Regions from separate parts of the Homo sapiens genome. Here region 2 is linked to region 1. The links are chromatin loops, found by intact Hi-C in ENCODE. Cell type or tissue: pancreas. All regions are shown on one strand.

Region 1 (8,000 bases):
AGAAATGGCTGAAAGAGCAATCTTGCATTTTAAGTTTTTCCAGTATGAGGAATACTTTGTGGGTAATCATGGTTCTATGAGCCTGTTAAAATTTTTAAAAATAATTAAAAACAAATTTTTGGGAATTTTTTTTTTTTTTTTTTTTTTTTTTTTTTGTGGACACAGGGTTTCATCATGTTGCCCAGGCTGGTCGTGAACTCCTGGGCTCCAGTGATCTTCCTGCCTTGGCTTCCCAAAGTGTTGGGATTACAGGCATGAGCCACCACGCCTGGCCCCCTAAGTCTATTAATTTAAACCATAGGGATATACCTCAGTATTTTTCTCTTTCTTTCTTTCTCTTTTTTTTTTTTTGAGACAGAGTTTTAGTGTGTCGCCCGGGCTGGAGTGCAGTAGCGTGATCTTGGACATTTAAACTGAGATCCAAATGACAAGACAGTTGTAGGAGGATCTAAGGAAAATTCCCTGGTAGAAGGAACAGCATGTGCCAAGTCCATGAGCTGCAGCAATTTTTCCCCTATCTACAGGTCCACAGATCCTTTTGGTTTATCTCTCTATATCTATCTATCTGTCTAATTTATAAGAGATGGGTCTCACTTTGTTGTCCAGGCTGGTGTTGGACTTCTGGGCTGAAGTGATCTTCCTGCCTTGGCCTCCGAAAGTGCTGGGATTACAAGCCACCATGCTTGGCCCTCTTTGGTCATCTAAATTGTCACTTCCATCTGCTTTCATGCCCCTGAATTTCTTTGAGACCCTTCAAGTGCATTCCGAGGTGGTTCAGGGACAACCTGGAAAGGCAGGCTGGAACTTGGGAATATGTGGAAGTTGTAGTCCACAAGTGTGCTTTCTTTTTTTCTGTTTTTTGAGACGGAGTTTTACTTTTGTTGCCCAGGTTGGAGTGCAATGGCGCCATCTTGGCTCACTGCAACCTCTGCTTCCTGGGGTCAAGCGATTCTCCTGCCTCAGCCTCCCAAGTAGCTGGGATTATAGGCATGCGCCAGCACATCTGGCTAATTTTGTAGTTTTAGTAGAGATGGGGTTTCTCCTTGTTGGTTAGGCTTGTCTTGAACTCCCGACCTCAGGTGATCTGCCTGCCTCGGCCTCCCAAAGTGCTGGGATTACAGGTGTGAGCCACCGCGCCTGGCCTTACAAGTGTGCTTTCTTCAATGAACTTCAGTTCAGCCTTTAGGGCCTTTCAGTTGATGGAATAAGACCCCCTCAGATGATCTAGGTATCTATGTATCTATGTATCTATCTATGTAGCTATCTATCTATCATCTATCTATCATTTATCTATGTATACATCTATCTATGTATACATATATATATACAGACAAACATAAGAAATATAACTATTAGAATTCTCTTTTCTACAACTGGTCATGTGGCTGAGCTGGTTTTACAGTTACCTTCTTCCATTATCAATTCCATATTAACTTGGCTGTCAGTAAGCATCTCAGCTGGTCATTGTTCGAAGCCTGGCAAGGTGAACCAAATCTTTGCTTTAATTTTATTGTGGTTTCCCTTTGATTGTATTTTATTTTATTTTTGGAGACAGAGTCTTTTGCTTTGTCGCCCAGGCTGGAGGGAAGTGGCACGATCTCAGCTTGCTGCAACCTCCACCTTTTGGGTAAAAGCAATTCTCATGCCTCAGCCTCCCGAGTAGGTGGGACTACAGGCACGCACCACCATGCCCGGCTAAGAGACAGGGTTTTACCATGTAGGCCAGGCAGGTCTCGAACTCCTGACTTCAAGTAATCTGCCTGCCTCAGCCTCCCAAAGTGCTAGGATTACAGGCTTGAGCCACTGTGCCCGGCCTCCCACTGATAGTGACAGGACATAGTAGTACTAAGAGATGCCCTAAGACATCCGTATTTCAAACATACTTTTCCTTAACTTCCATTGTATAGTAGCAACCCAATTTCCTCATGGTAATCAGAATTAATCACTTCAACAGTACAGTAACTCCCTTCTTTGCCTTTTTTTTTTTTTTTTGAGACGGAGTTTTGCTCTTGTTGCCCAGGCTGGAGTGCAATGGCACAATCTCAGCTCACCGCAACATCCACCTATCGAGTTCAAGTCATTCTCCTGCCTCAGCCTCCTGAGTAGCTAGGATTACAGGCATGTGCCACCACTCTTGGCTAATTTTGTATTTTTAGTAGAGACTGGGTTTCTCCATGTTGGTTGGGCTGGTCTCGAACTCCTGACCTCAGGTGATCCACCCGCCTCGGCCTCCCGAAGTGCTGGGACTACAGGCATCAGCCACCATGCCCAGCCCTTGTTTGCATTTTGATGCAGAGGCTTGAGGAGCCCAAAGTGATTGGATGGCAGTCTCAACTTCCAGTTCAGTGGGATCATTGCTGTTTCCGGGTTGGAAACATTCTTCCATTGGAACTACGACCTCTAGACCAGCAGAGGTTAAGGTAGTAACAATTTTGCTAGTGAATCACTAGGGGTAATGATGAGTAGTGTCACTAAATTTCCAGTCCTTGATTCCTGGGTCTGCAAACCTGGCTATGAGAGAAACAGCACCATCTTTAGACCATATATAGCTTCCTGGAGGACACTGCCCCAGTCCTGCAAGGTATTGCCATCTAGTTGGTCCTGTAACTTGTTTCCAAAATGCCATTCCTCTGTTCCGTCAAGTCATTGGCTTTATGAGGGACACACTATGCTAAGATCAGTGAATTCCATCACCATGGGCCCGTCACCACACATCATTGGCTATGAAGTGAGTTCCCTGGTCAGAAGCAGTGCTGTGTGGATTACCATGATGGTGGTGAGCATTATATAAGTCCATGAATGGTAGTTTTGGCAGAAGCACTGTAGGCAACAAAAGTAAATTCATATCCTGAATAAGTGTCTATTTTACTAAGAACAAAATGCTGCCCCTTCCATGATGGAAGAGGTCCAATGTAATCAACCTTCTACCACATAGCTGGCTGATTACCCTGGGGAGTGGTGCCACAGAGAAGACTCAGTGTTGGTCCCTGCAGCAGCAGGTTGGGCACTCCCCAGTGGTTGTAGCCAGGTTGGCCACGGTGAATGGAAGTCTATGCTGCTGGGCTTCTGCCACCATGAGCCCACTGGACAATGACAAGGATGGCTGGAGAAAGAGGTTGATTGATACCCACAGAATGGGTCCTCCGATCCACTTGATTATTAAAATCCTCTACTGAGGTCACCCTTTAATGAGCATTCACATGAGACACAAATATCTTCATGTTGTTTGCCTATACACCTCTATCCTTGCATCTCTTCCCTAGATCTTCTTGTTACCAACTTTCCAATTATGTCTCTTCCAATTCCATTCAGCCAAATCATGGGCCATAGCCTGATGGCCAGATTCATATCTCTGGCCATTTCTCCTTTCAAGCAAAATGAACAACCAAGTGCACTGCTTGTAATTCTGTCCACTAGGGGTATTTCTCTTCACCACTGTCCTTCAGGGATGTCCTCAAGGGGTTTGTAGAGCTGCAGCTCTTCACTTTTAGGTGGATCCTATGTATTGTGCAGTACTTTCTACAAAGCAGACCCAAGTATTTTCCTATAAGTCAGACCCAAGTTTTGTCTTTCTCAATCAACCGAGCATAAGGAACTCTCCATGAGGAAAGAGGTACAGGCTGGGAGAGAGAAGGTCACGTAGCAAGGAGTAGGGACTGTGGGCATCTGGGCTCCTTCCTCATATAATTTACTCTTGTCTTTAGGGCCTGCTTGAGCCAGTCTTATATATACCACTTTCATTTGACAATGAGTGCCGCTATGCACACCCAACTTTATGGTCTGGTGGGTTAGACAAAATGATGTCTAACCCACCAAATCATGATGGGCAGCTCAGGTCCCATGGTAGCCCATGGTTAAGGGTTCAGTCTCACTAAAGCACGGTAGCAAGCCAGAAACTGTTCCTCGAAGAAGAGTTGTTGTCTGCAGAGAATTGGCAAGGCTTTGCTTTGAAATCCTAAAAGTCACCATCATGCCAACGCTGGATCATTATCATATAAGTGACAAAAAATTTGGGTGAATATCTTAAAAAGTAATCATTGGCAGGGCGGGCTGGTTTATACCTGTAATCCCAGCACTTTGTGAGGCTGAGGTGGGTGGATCACCTGAGGTAAGGAGTTTGAGACCAGCCTGGCCAACATGGTGAAACCCTGTCTCTACTAAAAATACAAAAATTAGCTGGGCGTGGTGGTAGGTGCCTGTAATCGCAGCTACTAGGGAGGCTGAGACAGGAGAATCACTTGAACTCGGGAGATGGAGGTTGCAGTGAGCCGAGATGGCACCATCGCACTCCAACCTGAGTGATAAGAGTGAAACTCCATTTTGAAACAAACAAACAAAATAATGATCAATCCTTACAGAGGAGGAAATTAGTAACTTTTTTTCCACTTGTCTTTGAAAATGCTTTTAAACTCATCTGGGCTATTTTATTTATCAGATTTTCATTCTGAGGTTATATTTTTAATATTCACACTTAAATACTACTCATATGATTTAAGGCTAAATTGAGTAATGAGTAGCCATTGTATGAGTGTCTCTTCAACAAATTTTAGCCTTAGAAGATAAAAGCAAACAGTGTAGAAACAAAAATCTAGTTGAAGTATTATCCATAAAGGGAAGACGAACATCTATTTAGAATGAAACATTCTAAAGACACACACCCAATGCCACCACTGTCCTTAAAATAGAACTCAAATATTTAGTTAGCTGAAAAGTATGTGTTTTTCATGTCTCATAGGCCTCATTGGGGCTTGGCTTGGTTATCTTTGGATTCCTTACTCAGTATAAAAAAGTATTTTTTTTTTCTAATTTTGGTAGGATGGCACTTTTTGAAACAACAAAATCACCATCATGGGTTCCTTCTCAGTTTCTCTTCAAATTACACCTAAATTCTAAAATCAATGCATTTCTAAGAAACTTTAGGAAGTATCCATATGTATGATTTTGCAAAGAAATATCTCCGTGAGCCCAAAAGATCTGAAGTGACTTAACTGTCATGCCTCTTAGCAACTAACTGGCAGATAGTAAGGCTTGTGGAAACCTAACATGTCCAGAAGTGAGCTCATTACCTTCCTCCAGGTACTCCTTTACCGACTCCTTTTCTATCCAGAGCACTCGCTTGTTAAGTCGCTTTCATTACAGGCCTGGGAGCTGCCTTCCTTTTCTCTCTCCCTCTCCAATCAGCCATGATGAAATCCTGTCATTTCGAAGTCAGAAGTGTCCAGGTGTCCTGCCTTTCTTCTCCCTCCACCCCACTGCCTTCCTCTAACTTGCATCATCTGTCACAGTTGTACCTCTCTGTCCCCATCTCTCCATCCTGTGGTTATTCTCACCCTTATCTTTTGAAATGTAGATCTGCTCACTTTGTTTCCTGATTTAAAACTTTGGCTGGCAATATCCAAAGAAAAATAAATTGTTCTACCAAAAAGACACCTGCACTTGTATGTTCATTGTGGCACTATTCACAATCTCAAAGACATGGAATCAACTCTGGTTTCCATTAATGGTAGATTGGATAAAGAAAATGTGGTTCATATTCACCATGGAATACTACACAGCCATAAAAAAGAATGAAATCATATTCTTTGCAGCACCTCAGATACAGCTGGAGGCCATTTTCCCGAACAAATTAATGCAGAAACAGAAAACCAAATACCTCATGTTCTCAGTTATAAGAGGGAGTTAAACATTGGGTACACACAGACACAAAGATGGGAGCAATGAACACTGGGAATTTGAAAAGTGGTGAGGGAGGGAGGACATGAAGGGTTGAAAAATTACCTATTGCGTACTATGCTCACTGCTTGGGGCGATGGGGTCATCAGAAGCCCAAACCTCAGCATTACATAATATACCTTTATAACAAACCTGCACGTGTACTCCCTGAATCTAAAATAAAAATTAAAAAGATGAAAAAAGAAAACAAAACTTGGGCGGGCTACCCTTTGTCTAGAGGAGATAGAACAGAACGCCCTGTTCATGGCCTGTAAGGCCTTTCATAATTTGGCCCAAACCCAAATTTTCAGCCCTGTGGCCAGCCACCCTGAATAGCTCACCATTCTTTGAATCAACATCTTTTCATGCCTCTGTGACTTTTAGTACATTCACTTATCCACTCAGTGTGGCGGAAAGGTGTGGACACTAGAGACAGGCTGCCTCAGTTTGGCTCCCAGCCCAACTACTACTAAAGGACCTTAGGCAGTTACACACAGTCTCTATGGCCCAGGAATCTTGTCTGTAAAATGGGCTTCATAGTAATGGTACCTATCTTATAAAGTTGTTGGGAGAATTAAATGAGGTAATACACGAGGTCTTAGAGTCTGGCACATTGTGAGTGCTTCATAAATGTTGGCCAGTGCATTATTTTCTATTGATGTGTAAAAATTATGTTGCCCTGACTGTGAGCTCCTTGAAAGCAAGAGCTGTGTCATATTCATTTCTGGGTTCTTGGCATATGACTGAGAGCAGGTGCTCAATTAATGTTGAGAAGTAAAATAGCCAACAGTAATATCTTAATACCAGGGTAACTTAGTACCATGGTAACTGGGGGAGGGGAGGGCAGACCTTGGATACTGTATGAGGTCATGGGGGGATGTCTAAGAGGATGGTGAGGACTATTTCTAAGCAGGCTGGCCTCTTAGGGCTGCTCAGCCCTCATTAGGTAGGCAGCCTCCTTGTCCATCTATAGCAGTGGTTCTCAACCCCAACCACATATTAGAATCACTTGGGAAGTTTTTTGTTTTTTGTTTTTTTTTGACAGAAATCTGGCTTTGTCACCCAGGCTGGAGTGCAGAGGTGGGAACATGGCTCACTGCAGCCTCAGCCTCCTGGGCTCAAGTGATCCTCCTGCCTCAGCCTCTCAAGTAGCTGGGATTGCAGGCATGGGCCACCACACCCAGTTATTAAAAAAATTTTTTTTGTAGAGATAGTCTCGCCATGTTGGCCAGGCTGGTCTTGAACTCCTGTGTTCAAGTGATCCCTCTGCCTTGGCCTCCCAAAGTGCTAGGATTACAGGCCTGAGCCACCCTTCCTGGTCTTGGGGAAGCTTTTTTTTTTTTTTTTTTTTTTTGAGACAGAGTCTCACTCTGTCGCCCAGGCTGGAGTGCAGTGGCACAATCTCGGCTCACTGCAACCTCCACCTCCCAGGTTCAAGCGATTCTCCTGCCTCAGCCTCCCGGGTAGCTGGACAGGTGCATGCCACCACACCCAGCTAATTTTTTTGTATTTTTACTAGAGACGGAGTTTCACCGTGTTAGTCAGGATGGTCTGGATCTCCTGACCTCGTGGTCTGACTGCCTCAGCCTCCCAAAGTGTTGGGATTACAGGCATGAGCCACCGTGCCCAGCCTGGGAAGCTTTTTTAAAATAGTGATGTCTGCCACCTCTACCTACCTAGGAGACTCTGATTTAATTGGTCGGGGTGGAGCTCAGTCATCTGCAGCTTTTTTTTTTTCTTTTTTACATTAATTGACACATAATAATTGTACATATTTATGGGGTTCAGTGTGATATTTCGATTCATATATACAATGTGTAATGATCAAATCAGGGTAATTAGTATATCCACCACCTCAAAATTGATCATTTCTTTGTGTTGGGAACATTCAAAATACTCTCCTCTAGGCCAGGCTTGGTGGCTTACATCAGTAATCCCAGCATGTTGGGAGGCTGAAGCAGGAGGATTGCTTGAGGTCAGGAGTTCAAGACTAGCCTGGGCAATATGGTGAGACCTCATTTCTACTAAAAATACAAAAAATATCTGGATGTGGTGGTGTGTGCCTGCAGTCCCAGCTACTTGTGAGGCTGAGGTGAGAGGATCACTTGAGCCCAGGAAGCAGACGTTGCAGTGAGCTGAGATTGCACCATTGTACTCTAGCCTGGGCGACAGAGCCAGAACCTGTCTCAAAAAAACCCAAAAATACAAACAACCAAAAATAACAAAGCAGAAAAAAATCCTCTCTTCTAGCTGCAGTCATGTGTTGCTTAACAACAGGGATCTGTTCT
Region 2 (8,000 bases), 180 kb after region 1:
TGGAGGAGATCTGGCAGGAGCTGGAGGAGCTGTGGGTCTGGGCACACACACCACATCAGTGACAACGTTTGCCAGCTGCCACAGCACCTGCTGCCCTGCTGCTACATTCAGGGCATAGGAAATATGGCCACTGCTCCATGCCCACCTTCCAAGTCTGATGGAAAATATGTCTTGTCGCCAACCATAACCTAGAACTACACAGGGAAGGGAATTCTTGAAAACACAGGTTTTGTTAAGCTCAGTTGTCATGGTACAAAGCCACCACAGTCTATTCCTTGTAAACTTGGCATTCACACGCACTTCTTTTAACCATGTTTAACTTCCCAATAAAGACAATAGCAACATTATGCTTTTGCCTAACATGATGCAACTCTCCTTGCACTGCCTAAAACATGATATTCTCTTCTGCAAAGAGGTTTTAAGTCTCTCTATCTATCTTTGGGTGATGTTAATCCTCCTGTAGCCAAGTCACATTTCCCCTTTGCTATTCTGTAACTTAAATACTGAGATACAGGTTAATTACCATGAACACATCTTATGTTAGATGGTAGGTGACTAAGAGAAGGTAATTACCTTCTTTAGACAATCAAATATTTTTGACCAAAGCTAGACTCAGTAAAACTTTTATTTTGAATTAAATTATGAACCTACAAACCTGAGGACTTCTTTCCTGAGAGCTTAGGTTGGCTATTTCATCTGTTTTTAATGCTGTCAAATTTATCCTGAGAGGAGTCAGGCACCTCAGCCAAGCCTAAACTGTGATCCTGCAATGTAGCTTGGTCTATCTGATGAGCTTATATGTGGTGAACCCCCTGTGCATCTGTTTATCCAGGAAAACCAAAATTGTGCTGAAGAAGCTTTGAACAAGATCGCACCACTGCACTCCAGCCTGGGTGACAGAGCAGGACTCCATCTCAAAAAAAAAAAAAAAAAAAAAAAGAAGCTTTGAACAGAGGCCCCAGGGGGACACAGGTTTAGAGATTAGGAGGAAAGACAATGTCTGCCCAGCCCAGTCCCAGGGTTTGGATCTGACCTTCGAAAACAAGGCAACTGCAGTCAGAACGGGTAGGGGATGTATGGTTTGGGCAGATGCAATCTGCTTTGGGTCTCATGTGGCCAAATGCAACATAGAGCTGGGGAATGGGCAGTCTCCCCATTTCTTACAGAACATCCTGTGTAATTGACACACACTGTAGCTCCATTTGGCATACCTGACGTGTCTCAGCTTCGCGGGAACGTGGAGGTAGTATCCTGGGCAGGAGGGCACAGGCCTTTAGGAGATTGATGACAAAGGGGCAGCCCCTGGCCTCCCTGGTGGCTTGCAGGAAGCAACAACGTCAAACAGGCTGGAGTGGGAAAACATGTCTGAGATTTCTCTGAGACACTTCGTGGGGACTAAAAATAACCGGGGGGCAAGGATAAAGGAGGGGCAAGAAGGGAGGTGAGGAAGCACAAGGACCTCGGTGCTGATGGAACCGTTCTGTATCGTGATTGTGGTGGTGGTCACACGCATCTACACAGGCGATAAAATGGTACAGGGACACACACACACAAACACACACACAAATGACAGCATGCAAAACTGATGAACTCTGTGGGTTGCACCAGTATCAATGTTCTGATTTTGTACTGGATGTTAGCATTGAGGGAAACTAAAAGTACACAGGACATTAAGTCAAGGAAAAACAATAATAGTAATTATTATTTTAATTAGTTAATAATTTAATTAATAACTAAAAATATTAATTCTATTAATATTTACTGAAAGCTAACAATACGTTAGGTCCTTCACTTTTTTTTCCTGTTTAATCCTTACGACACTCTTATGAAATAGATGTTGGTATTACCTATTTTTATAGACAAGGAAATTGAGTCCAAGTCATGTGAAGGTCACTCAACTAGGCTGTCTGAGTCAGAGCCCGGACTTCTAACATTGAAGTCCTCAAGGAAAAGGTTTAGATTGCAGTGACATGGGGGATAGGGTGGAATACAAAATTCAGCACGAAGGACTTCTGAGCAGTTCTGTGCGGGAGTGAGTGGAGCTTGCTGGCCGGGTGAAGTGCTCCACAGTGGGGCAGTTCTCAGAGCAGACTGGACAGACACGATCTGTCACGGCCCTGTCTTTTGGTTCCAGGCTACATCCACCTCTTAAATGACTTGGGCTTTCTCATCTGTACAAAGGGGAAAATAAGTTTTATCTCATGGGTTGTTGATAGAATTGCAAGAGGTATAACAAAGGGTTCCAAACCTTCAGCCTCCTGGAAGTCACACTTTCTTTAATATCCACATCGAATGGCTCAAGCCTCCATCCGAAATTACATGGGGAATCGCATTTCCCCTCAGCATTTTCAAAGATTCCCCAGGGCCTTCGCATTTGCAGAGCCTGCCTTTCCCTCCCATTCCTGCTCAGACCCAATTCTCGGTTGCCCAGTGTGGTCTTGGGCCCAGTGTTTGCCCATCAAAGCCACTGTCCTCTCTCCACACTGCTTCCTCCGTGCCGGACTTTGCTCCCTCCTTTTATTCTCCAAGCAACACCTACATCTGTTCACAAATGTTATGGTGGGTAGTGCTGGCACATTTGGCTGACTTTCACTGAAGATTTGGGGTAGCAGAAGAAAATTACAGTTCTACCTAATGCAGCACAAAAACATGCCAAGTCACACTAGACAAACTCTTACAAATTTCTAACAGGTTGTTTTAAGTACCAAAACCTCCTTCCTTTTTCTCTGGAAAGCCCCTTCTCTCTTCAATAACCATCCTCTTTCTTCAAGTGCTAGGGCCAATTTGGCAACCCTCCATCATTTTATTATGCTGAGTAGTCCAGCTCTTTTTAATTTTTTTTCTGTCTTCCAGACCAGGTCCTGGGGACCACCCTTCCTAAAGCAAAAGGGGAGGGATGCATCCGTCATTTTCCTCTGTGCTTTGGCCTGTGTGACCATGGGACAGTTATAGAGCCATGGTGAGCCTCCATTTACTTGTCTGCTATTTACTTGTCTACTTTGGAAGTGGAGAGTAACAGTACTTAAACCCCAGGATTATTGTAAAGATACAGTGAACATAAATCACTTAGACTGCACCAGAGCTTAGTGTCTGTTTATTCGTATGATTTCTCTGACTTTCACAACTTCTGGAGACATCCAACCTTGTTTCTCCTCTTGTTAGATAGTGAGAGTTTCTGCTGTTCCTGTCCTCCTGGACAGAGGGAGGTAAGTACTGTCCATCAGGGCACATTCTTGAAGTCTTTGCCTCTGCTGCGGGTGGTCCCTTTTTTTGATGTAGACGGCAGGAAAGAGTCTCAGTGTCCTGAAAGTGACCAGGCCTAGCCCTGCCCAGGACAAGAAGGTAGAAAGTGGAGGCCACAGTTGCTGTGGTCTGTTGATGAAGTGTTTGAATTGTATATTGACCCCACAGGAAATTAGATCATAGACAGTCACATGGCCCTGGAGACTTGGAGTAAGAACTGATGAGGGAGGCTCAAATGTTTGATGCATGGTTTCCTTTGAGAACAACTGGGAGGGAGTGGAAGGAATGGAATGGCATAGAAGCAAGGAAATGGATTTTAACAGTAGGATTTAAAGTGTCTATGACTATTGAAGTGTGTTGTGGATGAGATTTGGTGCATATGAATAAATACAAAGAGATGCTGTTCAGGGCCTTATGTAAGCAAGAATGGAACAGAGGGAGAGGGAGAGCTCAGCAGCCTTGCTGAGGCAATGGAGGCATGTGCACCAGAGCCAGGGCCAAGTGTGGCAAAATCTACTAAAGGTTCTTCAGAGGCTAGCCCACAATAGGATGGCCCCTGAAGTCCAGTAAATCTTGGTGTTCCACTCACCCCCTCCCCTGATGCGAGGTGCAGCTCCCTCTTTCCCCAGGGGCCCTTCCTCTTGACTGCCTCCCCCAGGATAGGGGGATGGCTATGCCCTGCTGGTTCCTGACCTTCTCCTGCTCCGTTGGAGACCATTATGCTTAAGCATTGATTATCTGTGTCCAGTCAGTGTTTTGCAGCATTCCTGGTGCAAATGGCCTGCCTGTGTGCTGAAGTGGAAGGAAAGGGCTCTTAGGGGCACATTCTGTGGTCCAGGAGGACACAGAGCTGACCTTATCTCTAGCTATTGGCCATCTGTGTTCCCTGGAGCAACAGAACACCAGGTGCAGAGCCCCAACATGGGGATGGAGCTTGGAAACCTGGCTGGAAACAGAAATGGAGCTACCCTGTTAGGTGGGGGACTTGGGCAGGAGAGTGAAAAGGCTCCTGTTTCTAGTGGGCGGAGAGTCTGGGGGTAGGGGTCTGGGTTCTCTCAGATGGCCTGTAGAAGAAGGGAAGATGCTGCAGAGAGGAAAAAGCCCCCATAAGGGACCAGATGCTGCACCCCCAGGTCCTATTTGATTTAGGGAATGAAGGAGGGAGGAGAAAAGAAAGAAGAAGAGGGGGAAGGAAGCTGCAGACTACTTGTTCTGGGCTAGACGCCATGCTGGGCTCCAAGAAGAGGTACAAAACACTGCATGGCACCCAGCACGTACAAGTCCCTTGGTCAGTACAGCTGTTATCATTACGAGTGACGTTACTGCTTAATTCTAACAACACCACCATAAGGCAGGTATTATTATACTATCTCTATTTTGTGGATGACAAAATTGAGGTTCAGAAAAGAGAAGCAATTGGTGTAGGGGGTTGAAAATTGAAACACAGCGTATCTGACTCCAACGCCTGTGTGTCCAAGCCCTGTGATAGGGAAAGATGTAGGTGTTCCACAGTACCTGGCAAGGCAACAACTGGCGATGGTAAAGGGCCAGTATGGAGTGGGGTTGGGTGAGGGTAGGGGAGTTAGGGAGGGAAAGAAGCCCTCTCCCTTGAAAAGTTCCCCAGGGCTGGGCTGCCGTGCAAAGCCACTCGCCAGGAAGTATGGGACCAACGGAGGCCAGAGGCAAGACTCTCCTGGCTGCCCCACAGGCTTAGAGCTGGGAGGCAGGTGCTGCGTGCCAGCAGGAAGAGCAGCCACTAGAAGAGAGAGAAGTAGCCCTGGCACCTGGGGGAGCCATACCTGGGATGGACAAAGGTAGGCATGGCTGCTGAGCCTGCACTGAGTAGATGGTCCTGGATGCTCCGGCAGGTGTGGTGCGGCTTGGTTTCCAGCAATCTTGCTGGTGGGTGTTCAGCCACTGACTGTATGTGTATATCTTTGTCATTGTTGTTATCAGTATTATGGTGATGACTTTCTCTGACTTTTATGCATTTAGGCTAAAGGAACCTGGAAAAACACATGAATCAAAATAAAAGTTGATTCACCTTTCCAGGGCAGAGTTACAAGCGTCAAAACTCTCAGGCGAGATCTGCCAGTGACGTTCTGACCGCATGCCTCTCTGCAAGGAAAGTGGTATGTGTTGTTTTTTCCAGCAGTGGAAATACAAATGATTAACTCTGGAAACCATGGCTGTTTCACTGATAACTAATTTGTTTGCTGATAAATGATTACCCAGGAGCCAGAATAGAGACCCAAAAGTCAAACTGCAAAAATTATTAAGTTCCCTCTGTATGCAGAATATTGTGCAACATGGTTATGGGTACTACAGTGGATGTGAGTGTGTAGACCTTGTACAATAGAGCTTATAGGCTAATGAGAAGACAGGAAGAAACAACAGGAACACATATAGCTGGAATGCAGATGGGATCTGTGCTACTTACGCTAGCCATGGGATGATTAGAACAAGATAAGAGACATGAGGAAGACTTCTTCAAGGAGGTGCTCAAGCCATGTTTTGGAAAAGAGAACTCAAGGTCTGGCAGGGAGAAAGGAGCAAGGTAACCAGGGGAAGTCTTGGAGGAGAGCAAGATGATGCTGAAACTGCCCTCACTGTTGGTTTTAATGTTGTTCTTGTCTTACTGGTCGATTCAGAGCATTCACGGTGCAAGAGAGATAGGGACATTTGATTTAAGAAATAGAGCAGAATCTCCTCAAATTAAATCAGAATTTTTGATGGAGTAGAGGTCAGAGCTATGTTTTGGAAGTGTTTGGGAAATTGTTAGTTTTGTTCCCAGGATCTGATGCTTTTGTGGTTGAATATTCCATGTGAATGTTTTCTCTGCCCATGCAAATAGTAGGTCTCCCAGACAAATATCTCAGTGGTGCCAGCACTTCATTTTCCAAATGTAGGAGGATCTTTCTAATACTTCCTTTGTGGGGAACATGAAACTGTTGGAGGCTTGTAATCATATCTATATTTTAAAGAAAGATTTTTTTTATCAACAGGCTATATGGAAATATATTCAAAACTGTTAGTATTATGGTTGGATATTAATTTTGAAGTATTATATAGTTTTTTTCCTCCTGTATTTCTTTCTTAACCCTCTCACCTACTTCTCTTCTTGTTTTTATTATTTATTTATTTATTTATTTTGAGGCAGAGTCTCACTCTGTTGCCCAGGCTGGAGTGCAGTGGCATGGTCTCCACTCACTGCAACCTCCATCTCCCAGGTTCAAGTGATTCTCTTGCCTCAGCCTCCCAAGTATTTGGGGTTACAGGCATGTGCCACCACACCCAGCTAATGTTTGTATTTTTAGTAGAGACAGGGTTTTGCCATGTTCTCCAGGCTGGTCTCGAATCCCTGACCTCAGGTGATCCCCCCGCCTCGGCCTCCCAAAGTACTTCTTGCTTTTTTGAGCAAGGTTACTCTGTCCTCATTGTCTTAGTGAAGGGATAGTCAACAGGGGACAGAGATATAGAAGCCCATTTTCCTGGCTTTTGAGTTTTTAAAGCCCTTGTGTGTAAAGGAAGGACTCTGACTTATACAAGAGATTTAGGAGAATATGTGGTGCTCCACTTGAAGCTCCCTGTCTCCAGTATCTGGGGACTTGGTGTGGGGGAGGTGGGTCACAGAGAAAGTAAGAACTGTATATTCATTAGGGAATTCTTGAATGTGGTATTGTGTGTCCTGGGTGAATGGGAATGGAACCCACTGATTAGCTTGTCGACATTTCTGTAGACTAAGATTTGTACCTGCAACTGTCTAGTGCTAAATGGTAAATATTTTTCTTCCAGTTGATTTGCCTGGGGTTCTCATTAACTTTCTAGAAGATTTTGGATAGAACTCTTGGATATTTAATGTCACAAATTTTAGTTTTGATCTTGCCTCTTGGGCTCAATGTTGCATTCCTGTAACTCTCCAAATTACCGAAAAACAATTATTGGAATAACCCAAGTTTACATGAAAAGTAAACACAGCAAAGAGCTGGAAAAACAGCATGTGATGGGTCATGGCCAGATTTGCCCATGGAAAGCCCCTAAGTGGATGTAAGTAGAAAATTCTTAGGTCCTGTAACATAAGTGCAGATAAAGGGAAGTTGCTTAATATGGAGCACCAGCACAGAAAAGAAGAATGATTTTACGTAAACATTGTGCAGTAAGTCTCTTAGAACCCCAAACCTGGGGCATAGGCCTAGGGGATGTGGTTTATTGGGTTAAAGAAGGATTGTCTGAAACGGTGATATACATCATCCTAGGGGCTGGCATGCCCTTTCTGGAGGGGAGAGGAGCCTTTGTTCTGGGCTTCTGGAGTCTTGTAGATTCCTCATCCTGAGAGCTGCTGCCCACAGCCACCACCCCACGTAGGTGTATCCAGTTTAGAAACAAAAGGGGGACTCTGGCAGGCTGGCTGCTATGCTGTATTTGTGGTCATTATTACTATTATTATTATTATTATTATTTTTTTTTTTTTGAGATGGAGTTTCGCTTTTGTTGGCCCAGGCTAGAGTGCAATGGTGCGATCTCAGTTCATCGCAACCGCTGCCTCCTGGGTTCAAGCAATTCATCTGCCTCAGCCTCCTGAGTACCTGGGATTACAGGCATGCGCCACCACGCCCCGCCAATTTTGTATTTTTAGTAGAGACGAGGTTTCTCCATGTTGGTCAGGCTGGTCTCGAACTCCCAATCTCAAGTGATCTGCCCACCTCAGCCTCCCAAAGTGCTGGGATTATAGGCATGAGCCACTGCACCCGGCCTTG

What was found. A loop is a pair of places that touch in the nucleus more often than their neighbours do. Peaks named below come from ENCODE experiments on the same cell type or tissue, not always from the same donor. Only the 100,000 strongest peaks of a DNase experiment are listed, where the experiment ranks them.
Region 2: it touches region 1 in a loop (4-fold over the local background); 6 of 110 quality-filtered maps call a loop at or near these places.

What each region holds. Positions count from the first base shown.
Region 1 is chr6:106,961,851-106,969,850 of GRCh38, reverse strand. CD24 (CD24 molecule) reads left to right here. Exons shown (of 2, transcript NM_001359084.1): 2 at 1-20. Among named protein-coding and RNA genes, the nearest start is that of CD24, 8.9 kb to the left of the region's middle. In pancreas, no CTCF peak of the experiment used is centred here; a DNase peak (open chromatin) is centred at 3,010; H3K27ac peaks cover 1,897 bases.
Region 2 is chr6:106,785,059-106,793,058 of GRCh38, reverse strand. LINC02532 (long intergenic non-protein coding RNA 2532) reads left to right here and starts at 5,518. Exons shown (of 7, transcript NR_033557.2): 1 at 5,518-5,800. In pancreas, no CTCF peak of the experiment used is centred here; DNase peaks (open chromatin) are centred at 28 and 4,968; H3K4me3 peaks cover 1,781 bases; H3K27ac peaks cover 7,921 bases.